3 separate regions of the Homo sapiens genome follow, and all the other regions are linked to region 2. Evidence: chromatin contacts called from ENCODE Hi-C data. All regions are on one chromosome and are shown on one strand. Each heading gives the region's core, a stretch centred on a gene start or an enhancer-like site at or near the end of the contact. The rest is flanking DNA. Distances are from core to core; before and after follow the strand shown. Region 1 holds the start of LINC02498 (long intergenic non-protein coding RNA 2498). Region 2 holds the start of CD38 (CD38 molecule). Region 3 holds the start of CLNK (cytokine dependent hematopoietic cell linker).

Region 1 (2,794 bases), core at 240-2,739, 5.0 Mb after region 2:
CTGGAACTCCACCCAGAGCACCTACAATCCAAACATAAACATGCAGTGTGGTTTAATTCACATTCCCGGAAATAGGAGAATGCTGATGTCATGCAAAACATTCAAACATCAACACAGACTTGAGTATATTGTCAGGTTATATGATAAACACAAACCCGGGAGGTTGTTTGGCAATATGTGGAAAACAAATTACTGTTAACAGAGCCAACTGGTGGAAAAAGGCAAAAATAAACAAACAAACAAACAAAAAATAGATACCAGGAAACAAAGCAGGAAAGTCAGCCCAGCACTAGTATTGTATTATGTATTCCTTATTACTGCTTGGAGAATTTGTGTTTTCATGTAATATATTGCTATCCCAGGTGAAAACAACTGAGAATGTCAGTTGTTATCCAAGTAGGATTAAGAATCTGGTTTCTACACTGAAGTGTCGATCTAGCACGTTTTTCTCTTTGGATTCGGTCTTCTAAACACAGCCTATTAAAAGATGATTTAATTGGCATTTTGTTAGAAGGTTAATGAAAACTTACCAAAAATAGCTTGTGAAGGAAGTAGATAGGAACACAAAGGAAAAATACATTCTAATAGCACAAATTATTTTCTTTCGTTCAGGCTTCTTTTCGGAGGCAGTTTTAAAAATACTGGGTCAATAACTTAGCCTTTGGCAGTCTTGCCTCTCCAGTGGCCTCCATTATTGCTTGAGGGTTCTCTCTAACTCCTGCTCCATTCTTCTGCTTACATATTGTTGGCTAAAAGGCTTTTTTATTCACCCAACAAATCCTATTGATGGTGCGTTGCATATTTATCCTTGCCACACACAACTGCGGTTTGATTCTTTTCTGTTTGCCACTTTCCCAAGAAATTACATTTTCATGTGCATCCTTTGAGAACTGTTTATAAATCCTACTTCTGAGAGGTTTTGCTACAGTTGACTTTTATTCTTTTCCCAAACACAAAGCTCCTCATTGTCTATCCTGTGCAGAGAAACAAAGGTAAAATATACATGTAGTGCTCACCTCCAAAGAATTCATTGTCTGGTGGGAAAATGAGATAAATAGAAAATTATAATAAAATCAGATATGTGAAATGTTAATGATACAGAGTCAAAGATAAAGAAAAAGTAACACAGGCTGAGAGAAGGGCGAGGGGGAGTTCTCAATTCACAATTCACACTACCCAAAACACAGATGGTTTTATGTCATGAAAAGGAATCAATCCTGTGAGTTAACTCAACTTACCTAATGAACTCCCCATTCAACTCCCCATTTGAATACTATCTTTGCATTGTAATTGTATACTTACTTTTATCTTGAAGCCACCAAGAAGCCATTAAAAATTTAAAATAAGAGTCTACTTATTTTGACTTCCACCTCTTTCTCTAGCTGGATTTCTCTTCCTGCTCTACCTTGGATTCTTCTATTCACATGAGCCTTGCTCCTTCACTAAACCGCAAACCCGCACTTCTCTCTCTGAAGCAAGTGGAGCAAGTAAGGAGGCTACCAAAGTCTGACTCACAGAGAACAAGAGGTCAGCACACATCATAATCACCATCATTGTCACCGTAGCAACCATCACGTTGGTTGAGCATTTAGTAAAGATGTGTAGTGGGTGGTATGTGCATTTCACCAATATCCTTAAGAAAGCTTTATGTCACCTCTATTAAGTTGGAATTATTCTCTTTGTTTTGTAGATGATGAATTAGGTGCTCAGAGAGTTCCTGACACTTGCCAAGGTCGTTCGGCTGGGCAATACCTGAACCATTTGGACATAGGCTGGGGACGTGGGCCAGATGCTGTATTAATCAAAACTGGAGCTCACAAGATTTGCCTGATAGTGAACCTAGGACTGTCATTTTGGAACTGCTTAAATCCCACTTTTCTGTTTCAATTCCAAAAGCCCTGGCTATGAGAATGAGGGAGAGGCCAAGAGCACAGAGCAGGCAAAGCTGGCAAGACAACCGCAGGTTCTCCCCCTGCCACTGGAGGGGCTCTTCTGCCCTTGCTGCTCACCAGTCTCTACTCTCATCTTGTTGAATCGGCTGCTCAGTCTCCTGTGGCACAGCCATATGTATTCAAACTCATGTAGGCACAAAGGGCCTGGTGGGGATTGAAACTCAGGTCTCTGAAGTGGCATAATGTGTGCCCCTTTGCTCTGCTAAGGTTACAGGTAATGTATTAGCTGCAAGTTCTGAGTGTCAATTCAGCTTTTTTCTGGCTACCCAACCTTCTGCCAGGTGCTGGACAATTGCTCTCATGATGGTCCAGTACTGCTCTAAGCCTGAGTCTCCTTCCTGTCCCCTGTGCTCCAAGATTGATAACTAGATTGCTGCCCCAACCCTTGGATTCAAGCCTCTTTTAATAACCCATTACTCCCATGATCCCCAATCTTTCAAAGACTGAGCCCCCAACTTTCCTTCTTGGCTATCCTTCTATCCTCAAATAGAAGCTTCCGCAAAAGCCAAACATGTAGCTTGAGCCCAGCTCCTTGATGAAAGAGCTGAGGCTGCTAACTTGCCACCCACTAATTTCTAAGCCTGTCCTCCCTCATGTTCTTGTTATTCTGTCTTTCCTGTCTGCCAAGCCTTATTTTATAATCTCACATTTCACCCTGATGCTAATAAATAGGACAAAGACCAGGAACCCCATAACTGGCAGAATAAGATCTCAACTGTTTAACATAGAGAAGGTGTGCTCATGATGACATAGACCCCAGCAACCTCTTCAGCCTCACTCTTCCCGTCACAGGCTATGCCGACCTGAAATGACCCTGGCCCACAAAACAGCTTGAATTTTCA
Region 2 (3,071 bases), core at 295-2,794:
AAGAAATGAGATAGATCTTTATGTACTCACATTGAAAGATCTTCAAGACCAGTGTTACTTTTTTTTTTTTTAATGAGGTTGCTTTCTAACATTACCATTTCATTTTGGATTTCACTTCATACTTTACAATACAGCCTGGAGGAACGCCTCAACTTCTAGTTTCTCTCTCCATTAAGTATCTAATTATGTGTAAATAGAACAACTAACGGGACGCTGGGAAGCCCAGGAGGCAAACATTTTGCAACCGGAACTGTTGAGTGTGCTCGGAGAGGCGAGGGAGGTCTATTTGCTCGTTTCCTCGGATTGCTTAAATGCGGGATTTTGCTATCCCAAAGCACAGAGTGTAAAGTAGCAGCTCCCCCTGCCTGCCTTCCCGGCTTCTTCTGTTTTACAAGCAACGATAATTTCCCGGTGAAAGCGAGGCCTGGGAATCAAATCCAAAAAGTGGTTGTTCCCTTTAGGAGAGGTTAGTAGCTGGAAAGGAGCATGAGAAAACTGGAAGGTCCCATAGACTAATGTGTTTTTTTTCCAAGGTTTGTACAGATTCACCGAGTTGCTGCGCCTTATCATCTAAGTAATGTCTCGGTTTTAGAAGTTGACATTGTTTTGTTAATTACTTCTCTGGTCACATGCATTTCAGGCCGCGCAAAAAGAATCGGAGTGCTGCTTTATATAAATGAATAAAACTAAGTTCCGTGGTTTGGCCCTTCTACACCCTCCTCCCCTACCACAGGCTTTGCAAACCACTTAAGTGTCCTCTGTAACCGTCCGGGGGCACTTTCGGGTCAGAGACAGCGGGCGGAAACCGCAGAAAAAGTTGAAAATGTCAGCGACACCCTGCATCTGCGAGTTCTATTCCGTCCCTGAAGCGGTGAAGCGGGCTGAGCGCGCCGAGGGTGGGCTGCAGCCCGGCGAGGGGCTGGGCTCAGGGCACCTTGCCCAGAAGGCGGGCATCGGTGCCAAGTGTTCACCGGCTACGCAGCAGAGCCACCGAGCAGCGCCCCCCCCCGCCTCCCGCGGGCACGCTCGGTGCCAAGGCCAGCTGCTCCTGAAAGCGGCCCGCGGAGCCCCGAGCCCGGGACTCCCTACTCAGCACCACCCGGCGGGCTCTCGGCTGACCCGCCACGGAAGATGCCCGGTTCCGGGCGATCCGGGCGGCTTCCCTGCGCGCGGGGCCCTGCTGTCCCCGCAGTGCCCACCGGTGCGCCTTAGTCGCCAACCCACCTCATCTCAGGATGAATTTCAGTGTACTTGACGCATCGCGCCAGGACGGTCTCGGGAAAGCGCTTGGTGGTGCCCGGACCGCTCCACTGCTGGCGCCACCTCGGGACGACCACCGCGAGCACCACGACGAGGATCAGGACCAGGATACTGACGCCAAGACAGAGTTGGGCTCTCCTAGAGAGCCGGCAGCAGGGTTTGTCCCCGGACACCGGGCTGAACTCGCAGTTGGCCATAGGGCTCCAGGCGGGGTTGGCTGGGCGAAGATGAGGCCGGCAGGAGGCTAGGCAGCAAGAGAGAGGCTGGCTGGGTTCTGAAACTGCACCTCCCCTTCTGTTTCACTTGCCTTTTCTCTGTTTCCCTTCCCACCCCCAACCCCTTGCCTCAGAGTTCCGTGGCTGGTTACACCAATAAGAGTTTAAAAGACCAACAACTATAGGCTCCTGTGCAGTGACCCACCCACTCCACCTCCAGGGAGAAACAGCCACCTTAATCCTCTGCAGGTGTCCTAAGGGGGCAGACAGTACATCCTTATACTCCCTCCGCTAACTCCCTTCATCAACCGGGCACTTTACACCTGAGCCACATTTGCTTCCTGGAAAGCATGAGGGTGGGCTGCCTGCTTCTATACGTGTGTGCACACAATGCCCTCTGCCTGGAAAAGGATGTCCTACCTCTCTTTCTTAACTCTGACAAATGCCTGGTCAACCACCTTTAAAGACTCAACTTAAGTCTGACTCCTTCTCTCAAGAGGCATCAGTGGCTAAGCTCTGGGTTCAAATTTAGTTCTTGCTGGATGACATGGGGCAAGTTACTTAACCTCTCTGTACTTCAGATGTAAAGCCGGGATAGTAGCAGTACCTACTTCATGGGATTGTTACGAGGATTAAGTGAGTTAATATCTACAACGTGTTTAGCACAATACCTGGCACATGGTAATCACCCAGTAAATGTAAGTTGTTACTACCAGCTCTAGGAGCTGCTCAGAGATGCAATTTTATAGTCCATGGAATGTGTTTGAAGCAGGGTCTGGCACACAGTAATAATACTGCACTCTATGCGGGAGTTTAATAAATAATAAAGTGGCTTTTCTTGCCTCTTCTTTATTAAGAGAACATCTGTGACATTCAAGCAGAGACCTAAGTAATGTGAGCGATCAAGTCACCCAACTCCCTTGGGGCAAACATTTCCCAAGCAGAGGAAATGGCAGGTGCAAAGACTCTGAGGCAGAAAAGCTCTTGGCCTGTTCCAGAGCAGCAAGGAGGCCAATTGTAGTTAGGCTAGAGGGTTGAGGGAAACAGAACAGAAGTTCGGAAAGTAGCAGGAGACCAGATCACCCATAGCTCTGTAAGACAGGATGACTTTTTGGACTGTGTGTTTTATTTATTTTTTATCTTTTTTATTTTGTTTTAAGTTCTGGGATACATGTACAGGACGTGCAGAGTTGTTACATAGGTAAATGTGTGCCATGGTGGTTTGCTGCACCTATCAATCCATTGCTTAGGTATTAAGCCCCTCATGTTTTAGCTATTCTTTCTGATGCTCTCCCTCCCTCCACTCTCCCCAACAGGCCCCAGTGTGTGTTGTTCCCCTCCCTGTGTTCATTGTTCAGCTCCCACTTATAAGTGAGAACATGCAGTGCTTGGTTTTCTGTTCCTGTGTTAGTTTGCTGAGGATAATGGCTTCCAGCTCCATCCATGTCCCTGCAAAGGACATGATCTCGTTCCTTTTTGTGGCTGCACAGTATTCCCTGGTGTATATGTACCACATTGTCTTTATCCAGTCTGTCATTGATGGGCATTTGGGTTGATTCCATGTCATTGCTATTGTGAATAGTGCTACAATGAACA
Region 3 (3,005 bases), core at 270-2,769, 5.1 Mb after region 2:
TAATCAAGTTAAAATTGGGTAATTAGGGTGAGCCATCATTCACTGTGACTCCTCTCCTGATAAGAAGGGGAAATTTGGACAAAGACACAGGGAGAATGCCATGTAAACACAAAAACAAGGATACAAAGACACCCACAAGCCGGGGATAAAGGCCTGGAACAGATCTTCTCCTCATGGCTCTCAGGAGGATCCAACCTTGCCGACTCCTTGATCTCAGACTTCCAGAGGCCAGACTGTGAGACAATACAATTTGACCTTCTGTTTTGTTAGCCACTCAGGGCTCAGTCCTTTGTTATGAAAACCCCAGAAAATTAATATGGGTCCAGACCAAAAGAAGTGAGCAAGTGACACACACAATTATGAACTAAATAAAGTGGTTACTGCTTTAAGCCCCTAATGCAGCAAAAGCTAATTAATAAAGTGGTTAAACTACTCGAGTCTCCCTAGTCTTCAGTTTTCACAATTACAAAATGGGATTTTACATATGTTCCTTACATGGTTATTAGTAAGATTAAGGAGGATAATGCTTGCAAGTTGCTTAGCAATGTAACTGACTCACAATTAGCATTCAAAGAGTGCTTATTTTCATGTTTTCCTTGGGGTGTCTGTTAAGTCAAAACCAGAGTTATTTACCCAAGAAAATATAAACTTCTACCTTTGAATTTATTGTAAATAATGTTGGAGTTTGTTATGGAATTCAACATCAATTTATATAAAACTAGAATGTCAAGTCTCCAGAAGAGGAAACAGGCACTCGGCAAGATCAGCTTAAATGGACCAAGATTAAGGCCGAAAGAAAATGTATTAAGCAACTGATATGTGCCCAAACATTACTGCATGCCTTTATTTACAATATTTTGTTTATTTATTGAAATACTTCTAAAATATAAATATTATCCTTCCATCACAATTGAGGAAATATCATTTCCTCAATGAAGGAAATATAATCCTCAATTATCCCTCATTTTTTAAAAAAGTTTCTAAAATACAAATATTATTATCACTCAAACTACTTGAGAAATAAACTTCAAAGTGCCCAAGATCCTATAGCTAATAATTAATACAGCAAGAATAAGAGGCAGGCATTTCTCCTTTAGTTCCCAGGTTCTTTCCTTAACACCTGGTCCATGTGTCTGGGATGGTCTCAGGAAGCCATTGCAAAATTAAGCCAAAAGATGATAGTTAATGTCCACTATTCATATAAAGTGAGACTCGCAAAACCCACCTTCCATGCTTGAGTGTTGCCCAGCAGTTCCTTTTATTGTGTTCTGGTAACTATGAAGTGCCACATAAGGACACCGTGTGTCTTTAAAAACACCCTTTGCATTGGAAGATTTCAGCCTCTGAAAGCTTCACGTATTGCACTCCAGCCTAAGAAGAGGAAGTCCTGCCAGCCCTCAGGTCAGACCTCTCAGGTCTGTGGCTGCATTTCACAGGAAACCAAGTCTAAAACGGACCTATCAGGAGGTTTTCTGCTGAAGGGCACTGCTTAGCATCGAGAAGAATTCAACCCACCGCCTTACTAATTTCCAGTGCCCCAAGGTCTCTGCACTGCCGCCCCTCCTCACAGGAGACGGACACCTCAGCCTAGATCCCTTGGTGCTCTCCACGCTGTTCAGGTAAACTCATTAGGCCAGTTCTTCTGAGTGAGGATCTCATGGTCATCTCCTTGTCATAAATGATCATCAGGAAAGACCTGAGCAGCAAGTAAAAATGTGTTTCTAAAGTGGAAGTCTGGGCCTTATATATAGCATCAAAGGAGCAAGAAGAAAGCCCTTAACTCAATTGTTAAAGATCCTTTCATTCTTTTGGGAGAAAGAATCAGGATACCTACCCACAGAAAATTAAAAGACTAAATGTTTTCAATCTTCTTTTCCTGGAGCTTGGACTCCCCGACTGTTTGCAACTGAAATCTAAAGACCAGGCCCCATGGCTGGCTTTCCTGGCTGACCTTCATTAAGTAAGCCCTCTAGAAAGAAAGCCTCCATTCAAAGTAGGTCATTCAAAGTATAAGTTAACTCCTGGAGCCCTGTGGAAATATATTTTTAACATTTTCTAAAGTAATACGATTTTCTTTCTGCTTTGGTGTAGAGGAGACTTAGACTTTGGAATCACGCAGACATCCTTCCACTCACAAGAGTAAGGAGCTCAAAAGTGAGGTTAAAGTTGGGGTTAAATTCTTACTCTTGAAAAGTGCCGGGAGTCATCTCTACCAGGCTTTTATTGGATAAAGCAAACAAACTGGAATGAGACAGAAAAGAAAATAACTATCATCAAAATATGGATACTTTGATTTTAAAAGGTGTCGATATGCCTGAACTTTTTATCAATACTGTTTTTATTACTTTACACCAGTGTTACTCATTTGGCTTCTCTGTTATGAGTATTACTTGTCTATTACCTACATGGCTATTTCTCTGGCTGTCTCTGTCTATACTGTGGCGCAGCTCCTCAATAGTGTTGTTCTTTGGATTTCCAGGGGCCTCCCAAACCACCAGGAATAATCATTTCAAATATCAAGAAGACGATGGTAGAGCTGGTTAATTGAAGGCCTACCAGAGAAATGACAGCGCTTCAGAAATCCTCTAAGAAGCTTAAGATACAGTATGCCCTAGAGAAGTAGGAATGGCAACTGGCATTTACTTACCTTCAGCTCCTGCTGACCTAGAGAGCTGGCTATTACTTTCCCTGGTTTACAGGTGAAGAACTTGAGTTCTCTAAGTAATATGTGCAAGGTTGTTCAGTCACTAATGTCAGTAACAGAATTCAGAAGGAAACTGATTTTCCTGGCTGACTGATTGGAATGGTGAACAGTGTTAGTTTGCAGTTTCACAGAGCTCATCCCTAAACTCACTCCTGGGTGGTCTCTGACACCAACCATCTAAATGGTAGTATTTCTTTGTTATTCCCAACAAGCCCTCTCAGATGACTGTATAGGCAAGACCATTTGAAAGCCAGTGCTTATAATCTTCTGTACCATCTGGCCAGCTCTGGCCTGAACACCA

The links. Hi-C counts contacts between places; a loop is a spot of excess contacts on that map. Pooled maps may share reads with other maps.
Region 1: a loop to region 2 is called in a map with no recorded cell type, with 5 times the contacts of the local background. The contact joins the promoter of LINC02498 here to the promoter of CD38 in region 2. A Hi-C loop is called at or near these places in 2 of 37 single-sample maps with no recorded cell type and 3 of 50 pooled maps.
Region 3: a loop to region 2 is called in a pooled map, with 9 times the contacts of the local background. The contact joins the promoter of CLNK here to the promoter of CD38 in region 2. A Hi-C loop is called at or near these places in 2 of 37 single-sample maps with no recorded cell type and 4 of 50 pooled maps.

Annotation. Positions count from the first base shown.
Region 1 is chr4:10,736,286-10,739,079 of GRCh38, reverse strand. LINC02498 (long intergenic non-protein coding RNA 2498) reads right to left here and starts at 1,489. Exons shown (of 4, transcript XR_925377.3): 1 at 1,303-1,489; 2 at 531-974.
Region 2 is chr4:15,776,801-15,779,871 of GRCh38, reverse strand. It overlaps CD38 (CD38 molecule), which reads right to left and starts at 1,544. Exons shown (of 8, transcript NM_001775.4): 1 at 1,225-1,544. The coding sequence starts at 1,457. RefSeq lists silencers at 786-835, 1,026-1,075 and enhancers at 1,206-1,705, 1,117-1,759.
Region 3 is chr4:10,683,282-10,686,286 of GRCh38, reverse strand. It overlaps CLNK (cytokine dependent hematopoietic cell linker), which reads left to right and starts at 1,519. Exons shown (of 19, transcript NM_052964.4): 1 at 1,519-1,619.